Linked DNA regions of Homo sapiens: region 2 is linked to region 1. Evidence: chromatin loops called from intact Hi-C (ENCODE). Cell type or tissue: pancreas. All regions are shown on one strand. Links, peaks and the distances in the headings refer to the core of each region. The heading gives the core; the rest is flanking DNA. Region 1 holds the start of LOC105375594 (a long non-coding RNA gene). Region 2 overlaps RBM33 (RNA binding motif protein 33).

Region 1 (5,374 bases), core at 52-5,051:
GCTCAGATAGCATCTCTCCTGGAAGCAGGGCTGCAGAGATCTGAGGGGTAACCCATCCCCTCTGCTCCCCTGTCCCAGAAGCAGGCTAGTCCTTGTAAGTTGCATTGCCTTAGGGGAGATGACATTCCTCGCCAGATGCCCTTCTTCTTGTAATTACCATGAATAGGAATGCAGCCCCCGCTTCTCCAGACCTGGCCAACTGGGGGATAGCTCCTGGCTGGAAGCCCTGTTGCATATTGTATCAGTTTCCTAGTTTCCTGTGGCTGCTGTAACAAATTACAAGCTTAGTGGCTTGGAACAGCACGCATGCATTACCTTACAGTCCCGGAGGCCAGAGGGCCGGCCCAGGTCTCACTGGGCTAAGGTCAAGGTGTTGGCCAGGCTGGGTCCTTCTGGAGGCTCTGGGAGGGGAACAGTTTCCTGCCTTTTCCAGCTTCTCGGGTTGCCCACATTCCTTAGCACATGGTCCCTTCCTCCATCTTCACAGGCAGCAAAGTTGCCTCTGTCTGGCCATCTTTCCTAGTCACACCTGCCCCTGGCCTTAGCTAGGAAAGACCCAGGACACTCTCCTGTCTCCAGGGCCTCAGTCTCATCTGCAAAGTCCCCCGGGCCACACAAGGCAACAGACCCACAGGTTCTAGGGATTTGATCATGGACATCATGGGGAAGCCATTGTTCTGCCAACATCTAATAATAGAGACCCCCAAGTTTCCTCCCTCTTCTTGGGCCAGGAGTCCCCTGGGGCTCCCTGCCTCCTCACTAACCACTGTGACCTTGCTCCAGGGCCCGTAATGTGCCTCTTCCTCACTGTGACCTTTGCCAGTTCCCGACCAAGGCCTCCCCACCACTCTTACCTCCTTTTCCCAGGAAGAGGGGGTCCCTCCAGGTCATCTGGGGGGTCTCTCCCCTCCTGCTTTCCCACAGCCTCCCTCTGAGGAACTCGGTGAGCCTTCCTCAGAAGGCCTTCCAGAGACCCCTTGCAAAGCCCAGCCCTAATGTGCCGTCCCCCACCTACCACTGAGGCCCCACAGGGCTCACCCACAGCAGACACTCACTGCAGATGTGGAGGTGCCTTAGTGCCTCCCCCTTATTTGACAGTCTTAAACATATGCCCTAAAACCCAACTGTCAGCCCCAAAGATGACCACCACCCATCCACCACATTGCTGGAGCCACAGAGCGACCAAGGGCTGACCCCTCCAGCCAACAGTGTGATCTGGGGAGTTACTCAGTCTCTCTGTGCCTCAGTTTTCTGGTCTAGGAAATGGGGATGATAATAATAGTATCAACCTCATAAGGCTGCTGCGAAGCTTAACTGAAATAATATGAATATTCGGCATAGCAACATGCTCAGTAAAAGTTAGCCATCATCATCACCATCATCATGGCCATCATCATCACCATCATCTTCATTGCCATCATCTTCATCACCATCATCATCACCATCATCTTCAATGCCATCATCATCACCATCATCGTCATCGTAATCTTCATCACCATCATCATCACCATCATCATCGTCATCTTCATCACCATCATCATGGCCATCATCATTGGTATTATTATGAGAATGCAGGTGGTCCCCTGCCAGGACCCGGCCACACAGAAATCAAAGGAGCTAAATGAGAAAGAGGAGCCCCGGGTCTGAGTTGGATTCTGCCACCAACAAGTGCTGGGGCCTGACTGCGTCACTTGTCCCTTGCAGATCCTCCTTGCCTGTGAAGTGGAGTGATGATGCTTTGCCCATGTCACGTGACGGGGTGAGACTCACACATACTAAGCCTGCAACAAGGTCTGAGAAGCCAGAAGCGCAACACAAATAGCGTGGAAGCGAGAGGTGTCCGGAGCAAGGCAGGGCGTTAGAGACGAGAGCAGGCCATCCCACCCCAGGGCCTCACAGCCCGGGCATCCCTGGGCATCCCTCCTTGGATGCTTAGAATAGTCAGGAATGTTCTCACCTCATTCTGTCACCCCTGGAGAAACAGAGGCACAGCAGGGTAGACTGCATGCCTCAGGCCCCCCAGCTGCATGTGGAAGAGCCAGGTCTCCACATGCCGGAAGCAATTCTTGCCTCTCTATGCTGCATGTCGTTCCTGTGACGACAGTGAGATGTCACCTCTGCAGACAGGGACAGCGTGTAGAGCGTGGCTCCATCCCATGCAGGAGGTGCCTGGAGGGCTTGGGACCTGGAATCACCCAGGCCCTGCCCCGGCCCTGGAGAACCTCAGCATCACGCGGCAGACCTGGATGTGGACCCGAATGATTCCAATATCCTGACATGGAAGGTGGCATCGGGTGTGCACACCCTGCCAGGGAGGACGTGGGAGCGCTGCTGTGCCTTGTGTCTGCAGGCACAGGAAAGCCCCCTAGAGGGCGCTTGATCAAGTCCGGAGACTCGCATCTGCCTGGCAGAGAAGGTGAAAGGGAGAGGTGGTCCCCTGGGAAGTCACAGCTGCCGGGGACCAGTGCACCTGCCGCACAGTGTGTGGTGCAGGGGTGTTGGGAGCCAGGCTGGGAGGGCAGGCGCGTGGCACCCACAGCTTTGCCATTCCCTCTGAGGAGTTTGCAATCCATTCTGTGAGCCATGGGGACCGGCTCACTTCTTAGAAGGCTTACTCCAGCAGCAGGGTGAGGAAGGACAGGGGAACAGGCTGAAGGGGACCCGTTCTGGGCTGCTGTGGTGACAACAGGGGAGGAACCAGAGCAGCCACACCAGGTACCGAGGAGGAGCCGCACCCTGAGATGCGGTCACTGCAGGGAGTGGTTGCTGTTCCCGTCCATGACCTAGGGGTAACCCGTGTGCCTCAGGCCCTGGCTCTGAGGCTGATGGGACATGTGTGTCCTGCCAGGCGTGTAGTAGCTGGGCATCAATGGTGGCTGTGATTCTGATGATGACGAGGGTCTCTGGGGAAGGGAGGCGTTCATTGTGGACGGTTCCTGGTGGCTGGTCAGGGAGTGGACAGGCCCTGGGGTCAGAGAGGCTGGTGGGCCCGGTGGACAAGCACAGGAAAGGCAGGGTGCCAGGGCGGTGAGGGTGCTCCGGCCGTCCTCCAGGAATGAGGCAGAGCACCAGCTCAGCAGGCAGAGAAGCCCTCACCTCTCAAAGCGGTTTCTCGTCCAGGTGAGGTTCTAAGGAAAGCAGCCGCTGGGCAGCAGGGGTGGCACTGACGCCTCACCGACTTCTTTCTCCAATGCTGGGAGCCCACCTGGGTGGGGAGCAAGTCCACGGGAGGGGTCCCTAACTTTCCTTTGTGATGTTCACTCATTCCGCAGATACTGGGTGAGTGCCTGCTGTGAGCCGAGTGCTGTGCTAGGAGCTGGCGGTCAGGGAGGAGCAGGAACGATGGATAGAATGAATGAGCGCGTGGAGGACTCGGCCTTGTCCAGTTCAGGAAGAACGCAATCTTGTCAAGTGTTTGTCATCCATGTGTTCATGCACTCATTAGACAGACATTTACTGAGGCCTCCTCTATTTGGGGCACTGCAGTGAACAAAACAGACAAAAGTCTCTGCCCTTGGAGCTTCAATTCCAGGGATTAAAATGAGTAACGATAACCATTGTTCTTCTGACGCTTTTTTCAGAGCAACCACAAGGTCTTCATCTATGTCTGACTCATCAACGAAGCAACCAAGACCCCATGAGCCACTTCATGAGCTCCAGGGAATAACCAGCACTCATGGGCGGAGTCTAAAACTAATATAAATGCTTAGAAATAAAAATACATGATTTTATCTCTCCTTTTTCCCCTAAAATGTTGGTTTCTAAGGAAACGGAAACATGTTTGACTCTAAAACTTCGATTTTAGTGTTTAGCATTGTGAACCCCAAAATCTGAGACAGGTCTCAGTCAATTTACGAAGTTTATTTTGCCCAAGTTAAGGATGTGTGTCTGTGACACAGCCTCAGAAGTTTTGACCACACGTGCCAAAGGTGGTCAGAGCACAGCTTGGTTTTATACGTTTTAGGGAGACATGAGACATCAATCAACATACGTAAGATGAACATTGGCTTGGTCCGGAAAGGCGGGGCCTCGGTGACATCAATCAACATATGCAAGATGAACATTGGCTTGGTCCGGAAAGGCAGGGCCTCGGCGACATCAATTAACATATGTAAGATGAACATTGGCTTGGTCCGGAAAGGCGGGGCCTCAGTGACATCAATCAACATATGCAAGATGAACATTGGCTTGGTCCGGAAAGGCAGGGCCTCAGTGACATCAATCAACCTATGTAAGATGAACATTGGCTTGGTCCAGAAAGGCAGGGCCTCAGTGACATCAATCAACGTATGTAAGATGAACACTGGCTTGGTCTGGAAAGGCGGGGCCTCAGTGACATCAATCATCATATGCAAGATGAACATTGGCTTGGTCCAGAAAGGCGGGACCTCGGTCCAGAAAGGCGGGACAACTTGAAGCCAAGACAGGAAGCAGGAAAGGGGCTTCCAGGTCACAGGTAGAAACAAATGGTTGCATCCTTTTGAGTTTCTGATTAGCCTCTCCAAAGGAGGCAACAAGAGATGCGTTTATCTCAGTGAGCAGAAGGGTGACTTTGAATAGAGTGGGAGGCAGGTTGGCCCTGAGCAATTCCCAGCTTGACTTTTCCCTTTAGCTTAGTGATTTTGGAGCCCCAAGATTTATTTTCCTTTCACAGCATGTGGCGGTTCTTTATTCTCATAAATGATTTCAAAACATTATGCACTTGGGGGATTTTATAATGAAAAATCGCGGTGTCCTATTAAAGCACAAAGAGGCAAAGCAGAAGCAGCAGACAGGACGTCAAAGAACCAGTGCATGGCTGCGCCGGGCCCCGGGGCTTCCCACACGGGTTACTGTCATCCTTCCGAATCACTGGACTTGAAGCCCAGCATGTTGCTGAGTTTTGCTCCAGAGGTGAGTGGACAAATGTGTCCTGCACCCCCACCCTCCCGACCAGGCCTTAGAGGACCGGGCTGGGAGCATGGGCAGCGTCAGACTCATTCCCCATGAGAGGTGAAATGAGAGACTCACTGACTTGCCAGGGGCAAAAGGCTTCAAGGCCAAGAGGGAGAAAGAATCTGTAGGAAGTTTTGAGGTTTGGAACTGGATTCCTCTTAAGACTGTGATTCTCAGATTCTCTGCAGAACTACAAGAAAATGTCCTCCTTATTGAAAGACAAAATGTGGTACTATGATGAGCAAGCCAAAGTATATATAATCACATATATAGCACAGTGTCACAGCCCTATGGTAAACATCATAGGCTCACTCTGTACCTGCAAGAAGCATTAGCAAAAGGGAACATTTTCCTTTTTCTATAAATTTCCACTTTATATACCCAATTAAATTTTTTTAAAGGTAGTTCTATATGGAATTTTTGGAAAGTTCCAGAAATT
Region 2 (5,374 bases), core at 148-5,147, 360 kb after region 1:
CCTCCTCTTCCTCCGCCTACACTTAAACTTGCTGGATATAGTTGTCTCATTTAGCTATTAAAACATTCTCTGATAGTGGATAGAAAACTACAGAAAATCCTGTAGCTCATGGTATATTTTAATGGATTCTAAGTTATTTGTTCACTTTTATATCTTAGTGACTATCGAAGAAGCTCAGGCTTGAAACTCTGAATGTATTTCCTTTGTTGTCACCAGGCCATCATGCACGGACGAGGCAGAGGAGTGGCCGGTCCCATGGGCCGGGGGCGCCTGATGCCAAACAAGCAGAACCTGCGGGTGGTGGAGTGCAAGCCCCAGCCCTGCGTGGTGTCTGTGGAGGGGCTGTCCTCGTCCACCACGGATGCCCAGCTGAAGAGCCTGCTGATGTCAGTGGGACCCATTCAGGTAGCCGCCTGGGGGTGGCATCTGTGCCACGGGTAGTTGTGTCCCAAGACAAAATCATTTCTTGATTTAAAACACAGTGCCCTTTGTGTTGGCTACTTCATATTAAAATAATACTTGGGAAGTAAGACAAATAACCTGTTGTGCATACTTAGTATCAGAACATTTGCCTCAAACGTTTATTTTGAAATTTTCAGATTCTTAGTTATAAATTTTAAGAAATAAATACCCCAGCTGAACAGATTATCCTTTGAGATCCTTTTAATTGTCATAGAAGGTTCACACTTGCACACATACATACAAAATTTTTTGTTCTATCAAATGACTTGTTTTATTTGTAATAACATTACATTTTAAAGTATTTAGCCTTCTTTTCCTTGCTTTCCAGAAATAGCTTCATGTGCTAAATAGCTGTGACTTGGTTTAGATTTTACAAATATGACAGTATCTTGGATTGTATCTTCATCTCTTAATTTAAAGCTGGCTAACTCTAATGCTGAAACATGCCTGCTGAGCTGGCTGCAAATGAGATGCATGAAAAGGAACACAGTTCCAGGTCCACTGGAAACAGGGTTTTCCACGGAAACTCCTGGTCTCTGTAGGCTGACCCAGCGAAGAAGCTACCTGCTTGTTCAGTCCGATTTCTGGCCTCCCCGTCAGGTGCCACCTGTGGTGCCCATTGTTGCCATTGCCACGCACCGTGCGTCCCGTGGTGGGATCTGGTGTGTCTGGGGGCAGAGCACTTTGGAAATAAGACATTTTTGGATGCACAGAGTACATGTCAGAGTTCTGAGGAGTCCAAAGTGCTTTCTTTCAAGAATCTCTTACAGCCTCTAGCTTCATGGGTGGATTTGGAAACATGTTAACACTAGGGTTGATACGGGTAATTAATGTACATGTTTTAGATCTCCATCTGCTGTTGACAGTTCCTAAAAATGAATAGATGAAAACTCTTCCAGAAACATACATGTTACTTGGGTTTAATTGCTGCCATCTTCATTACTGGCTTCCTGGGGAGATAGGTTTCATTTTTATTGGTGTGTAGTAATGGAAAGTTAACCCAAAGCCTTGGCTTCTGTTTGTGATAGAGCGGGCTCCCTAGTGGTGCAGTTAGGAATACTTCATCAGCTATTAGAAGCGTACAGTGTATGTTTAAGGATATTTCAAAACAATTGATCATAATCTGGATTAATTTGCAGGAACACGGTAGACACTAGAGCATTTTAGATGGATTAAAATGTGGTTATCCTAATCTGAGATTCTCAAAATAAATGGTGATGGAGAATTCTGGTCCAGTAACTGTGTAGCAGTGAGTCCAGATGAAAAAACCCTGAGCCTAGTCTGTTGTGAGCCACAGATGGGTGCGCTTGGCGAGGCCTCACGTGTGTGGCCCAGTGTCCTGCTGGTCCTCCTGTCTTTGGGGCGATCTGCACTTCCCTGTGGGCAGAAGGGTTGCACTGTTGTTTTCATATGTCACCTGCTACTTTTGTGGACTTTGCTTCATCCTGTGTAGTCTTGATCATTTTCTTGAATATTTTTGAGTGTGATCGAGTTGTCAAGATCCATACCTGAACAGCAAGTACTGTTTGCTTCTCACAGCATTGAGTGAGGCTCAGAGCCTACATTGTGAGAATATGCTTGGAGTCATTGCCAAACCAGCTAATTTCTGTCTTGTCTTTTAAATTGAATTTTGCATTTTGTACCGTGGGTTTGTATAGACCTCTTAAATGGTCTCTTTTTCCTTCCATTTGCTTCCATTTCCTTCGAGTGCTGGGATTACAGGCGTGAGCCACAAATATTTTTTATCCTAAATGTTTTGGAATAGTGTCGAGTCTCTGTCTCTTTGGGATATGGCACCACCTAGTGTTCACTGGTGTAATGCCAGGTGGTGTCTACACCAGGAGGACCTATATTCATTCCTTTGGGCCTTTTAATTTTAGAAGATTCTAGTAACTGCATGTTATTTTTTGTTTTTGTTTTTGGAGACGGAGTCTCGCTCTGTCGCCCAGGCTGGAATGCAGTGGTGCGATCTGGGCTCACCGCAACCTCCGCCTCCCGGGTTCAAGCGATTCTCCTGCCTCAGCCTCGCGAGTAGCTGGGACTACAGACGCGTGCCACGCCTGGCTAATTTTTTGTATTTTTAGTAGAGACGAGGTTTCACTGTGTTAGCCAGGATGGTCTTGATCTCCTGACCTCGTGATCCGCCCGCCTCAGCCTCCCAAAGTGCTGGGATTACAGGTGTGAGCCACCGCACCCGGCTGTCACTGCATGTTAACTATACTTTTTAAACCCATGGAATTTGAGAACTTTTCTCAGTGTAGCAGTGATGTGGTAGCCAGTTTTGTTCTCAGATTAGTGTTTTACTTCCTTAAACTACATTAATAAGCCTCTCCAGAAAGTCCATTTCAAAGACATTTATCTATAGACTCAGTGAGGAAGAATGAGAAGATTTCGTAGAAATGTCATAACCAGAAGATGGTCTTCCAAAAAGTTTCGAACTGTAACCATGTTTCAGAAATTGTAACTTGACAAGAACTTGATTCTTCGAAGACTAGATATTTTTTTTTTCTGTCTACTCATAAACCACATAGGAACTCTTTCGTTCTTCCTGGGTGTCATCTGGAAGGAACTGAAAGAAGCAAGAAACCGTCATCTGTGTTTCTTGCGGGAAAGCACATTAAAGCAGCGGGAAGAAGGGGAGTGGGCGCACAGCCTCCCTGGCTGGGCCCTAGTGACCGACTTCTCCCGAGTCAGCTTTGCTCCCAAGGCCAGGGGGGCTGCCGTCCCCCAGAGGCTGCTGAGGAGAGCCCTCGGAGATGCAGTGCAGAAGCCTCTCCCTGACGCTGCTGATTTGGGGGTAGGCATGGAAATGTAGAGAGTACCGCTCAGAGAAGAATCTGCCCTTTGCAGAGCGGATCTCAGCCCACCATGGAGGCCCTGTGAACTCGGTGGAAGGTGGGATCATCTCGGCGTCTGACTGACTGATTCTGCTTCTGCTTCTAAGATAAAGTGGATCACCGAGAAGACAGCCCCTTTACGTCTGGTTCTGACTGCAGGAAGGCCTGGTTGGTGAAGTAGAAAATGTTGGAATCTTGAGTGAGCAGCTGAGTTGTTTTGAAGTTTGGACAATTGAGAAAGAAAACACTAAGCAGTGTCAGACACGGATTCCAGAAAAGCCCACGTCACAGGCTTAAAGAACAGATGTGTGTGGGCACATGATGGGAAGCCACAACGGAAAAGCTAGTTAACTGGAGGCTCTCCCACAGGGTTCTGAGAACACGGTTGTTAATCATTCCAAAAGGAGGAGGAGGATTGAAGAGACCTGTGTGAGAACACAGAGCTTGTCTGTGCTTTAGAGGAGAAGCATGCGTAAGACAGGGAAGATGGGACAACCAGGAGTGAAAAGGGAAAAGGAGAGGTCAGGAGACGTTTTAAAATTAAACCAGAGCAAAAGGAGCAACGCGCCCGGGATGTGCAGGAGAGCCCAAACGTTGAAATTCAGGGGAAGTGCCAGAATTGGTGTCCAGGAAGACCCAGCATGTTATGATAATAGATGAAAACTTGAAATGGGGCAGAAAACTCGGTGCGGGCTGGAGTTGCCCAGAGCACTGTTGTGAACCTTTCTTTACCACTCAGCCCACCGCTGGAATCGTGTGCAGGCTTCAGGCGCCCTATTTCCAACAGGAGGTTGGTCACACAATGACCTGTGTGTAGAGGGGAGCCCCATGGGCCAGTCCTGCACACCGTTCCATACAGAAATGCTTAGCAGGCTCACTGAGGCTCTGCAGGGGCTCTCGGCCCTTCCTGCCAGGGAGTGCCTCCCCCACCCGCTCTAGTGTCAGACTCTGCTCTAGGGTGGGGCTCAAGAATTTACATCTCTCATGATTTATAAATTGGGCCTATTTTAAGCAGTTTGACTTGTGTTTAAAAGCAGCTGATACCTTTTTTTTTTTTTTTTTTTCCTTTAAGTGATTCCTTAAGGTGCTAGAATTGTTGGCCAGAGGGAGAAAAAGAGCTTGGTGTTTAGGATTGCAGAATCAGTTGTAATCCTGTAACATTTTAGTTATCTTTATACATGCATGCACACACACAACCACAGCCATGCACAGACATGTACACACATGCACAGACTCTTCCTCAAAAGAGGAAGAACTTTTCATGGGGAAAAGAGGCGGGTTCTGAACAACATGGAAGCTTTTCGCTGCCAGGTGGCATGGTTGTTGATTCGATCTTACGGTTCTGGATGGGATTGCTGGGTACACATGTGTGAAGCTGCCAGCTGAAGTGTATTCTTTTAACTTGCATTTGCTACTTATTTAGTAGCCCAGTGAGATTTCCTCAGAAGTTGTCTGAAGATGTCTCTGAAAAATGAAAAGCCAATCAGGGTGAGAGCTGGTGTGCCAGGCTTTCCCCTCTCCCTGCCAGTACGTTATGTGGGGGCTGGGGGTGAAGAAGGAGGTCCTTACATAGGTCAGTATGTAGACTTGAGACAAATTCTAACTTGTGGTTTGTTCTGGGTGAAGAAAAGTTTTAACTCTATGATAGCGTGTTGCTCAGGTGTGTAGACGTGTATATTTTCACAGTGGAAGCTGGCGACCATGTCTTTAAGCTTTCACTGGAAAGTTTCTTTTCCTCTGCTCCTAATAAATCACGAATACTTGTCATTTTGGTAGGTCAAAAATGGTTGAATATTGACAATTTCTACAATTTTGTATCTAGAAAACAGGGTTTATTTCTGAAAGAAGGTACAAAAATGTAAGGAGAGAGGGTAGACAGGAAGCAAATTTTAGGGCAGCACGCTTGTTCATTATGTTGAGTGACTGAAAACCAAGGCATTCCTCTGATTGAAGAATCTCACTGGAAGTTAATGCTTTCTTCACGGATAGCTTCTCAATCAAATCGAGGTTTTTAAGCTACGTAGATTACAAGTAAAACCTGATACCAAATATTGTATGATTGGCAGCCTGATACC

What was found. Hi-C counts contacts between places; a loop is a spot of excess contacts. Peaks named below come from ENCODE experiments on the same cell type or tissue, not always from the same donor. Only the 100,000 strongest peaks of a DNase experiment are listed, where the experiment ranks them.
Region 2: a loop joins it to region 1, with 2.7 times the contacts of the local background. A loop is called at or near these places in 8 of 110 quality-filtered maps.

Annotation. Positions count from the first base shown.
Region 1 is chr7:155,410,475-155,415,848 of GRCh38, forward strand. LOC105375594 (a long non-coding RNA gene) reads left to right here and starts at 4,229. Exons shown (of 4, transcript XR_928239.3): 1 at 4,229-4,456; 2 at 4,745-4,893. In pancreas, for the core only: CTCF peaks have their summits at 2,380 and 2,579; a DNase peak (open chromatin) is centred at 2,337.
Region 2 is chr7:155,766,251-155,771,624 of GRCh38, forward strand. RBM33 (RNA binding motif protein 33) reads left to right here. Exons shown (of 18, transcript NM_053043.3): 16 at 217-405. Among named protein-coding and RNA genes, the nearest start is that of SHH, 44 kb to the right of the region's middle. RefSeq lists a silencer at 2,172-2,365. In pancreas, for the core only: a CTCF peak has its summit at 2,291 (motif pointing left); no DNase peak of the experiment used is centred there.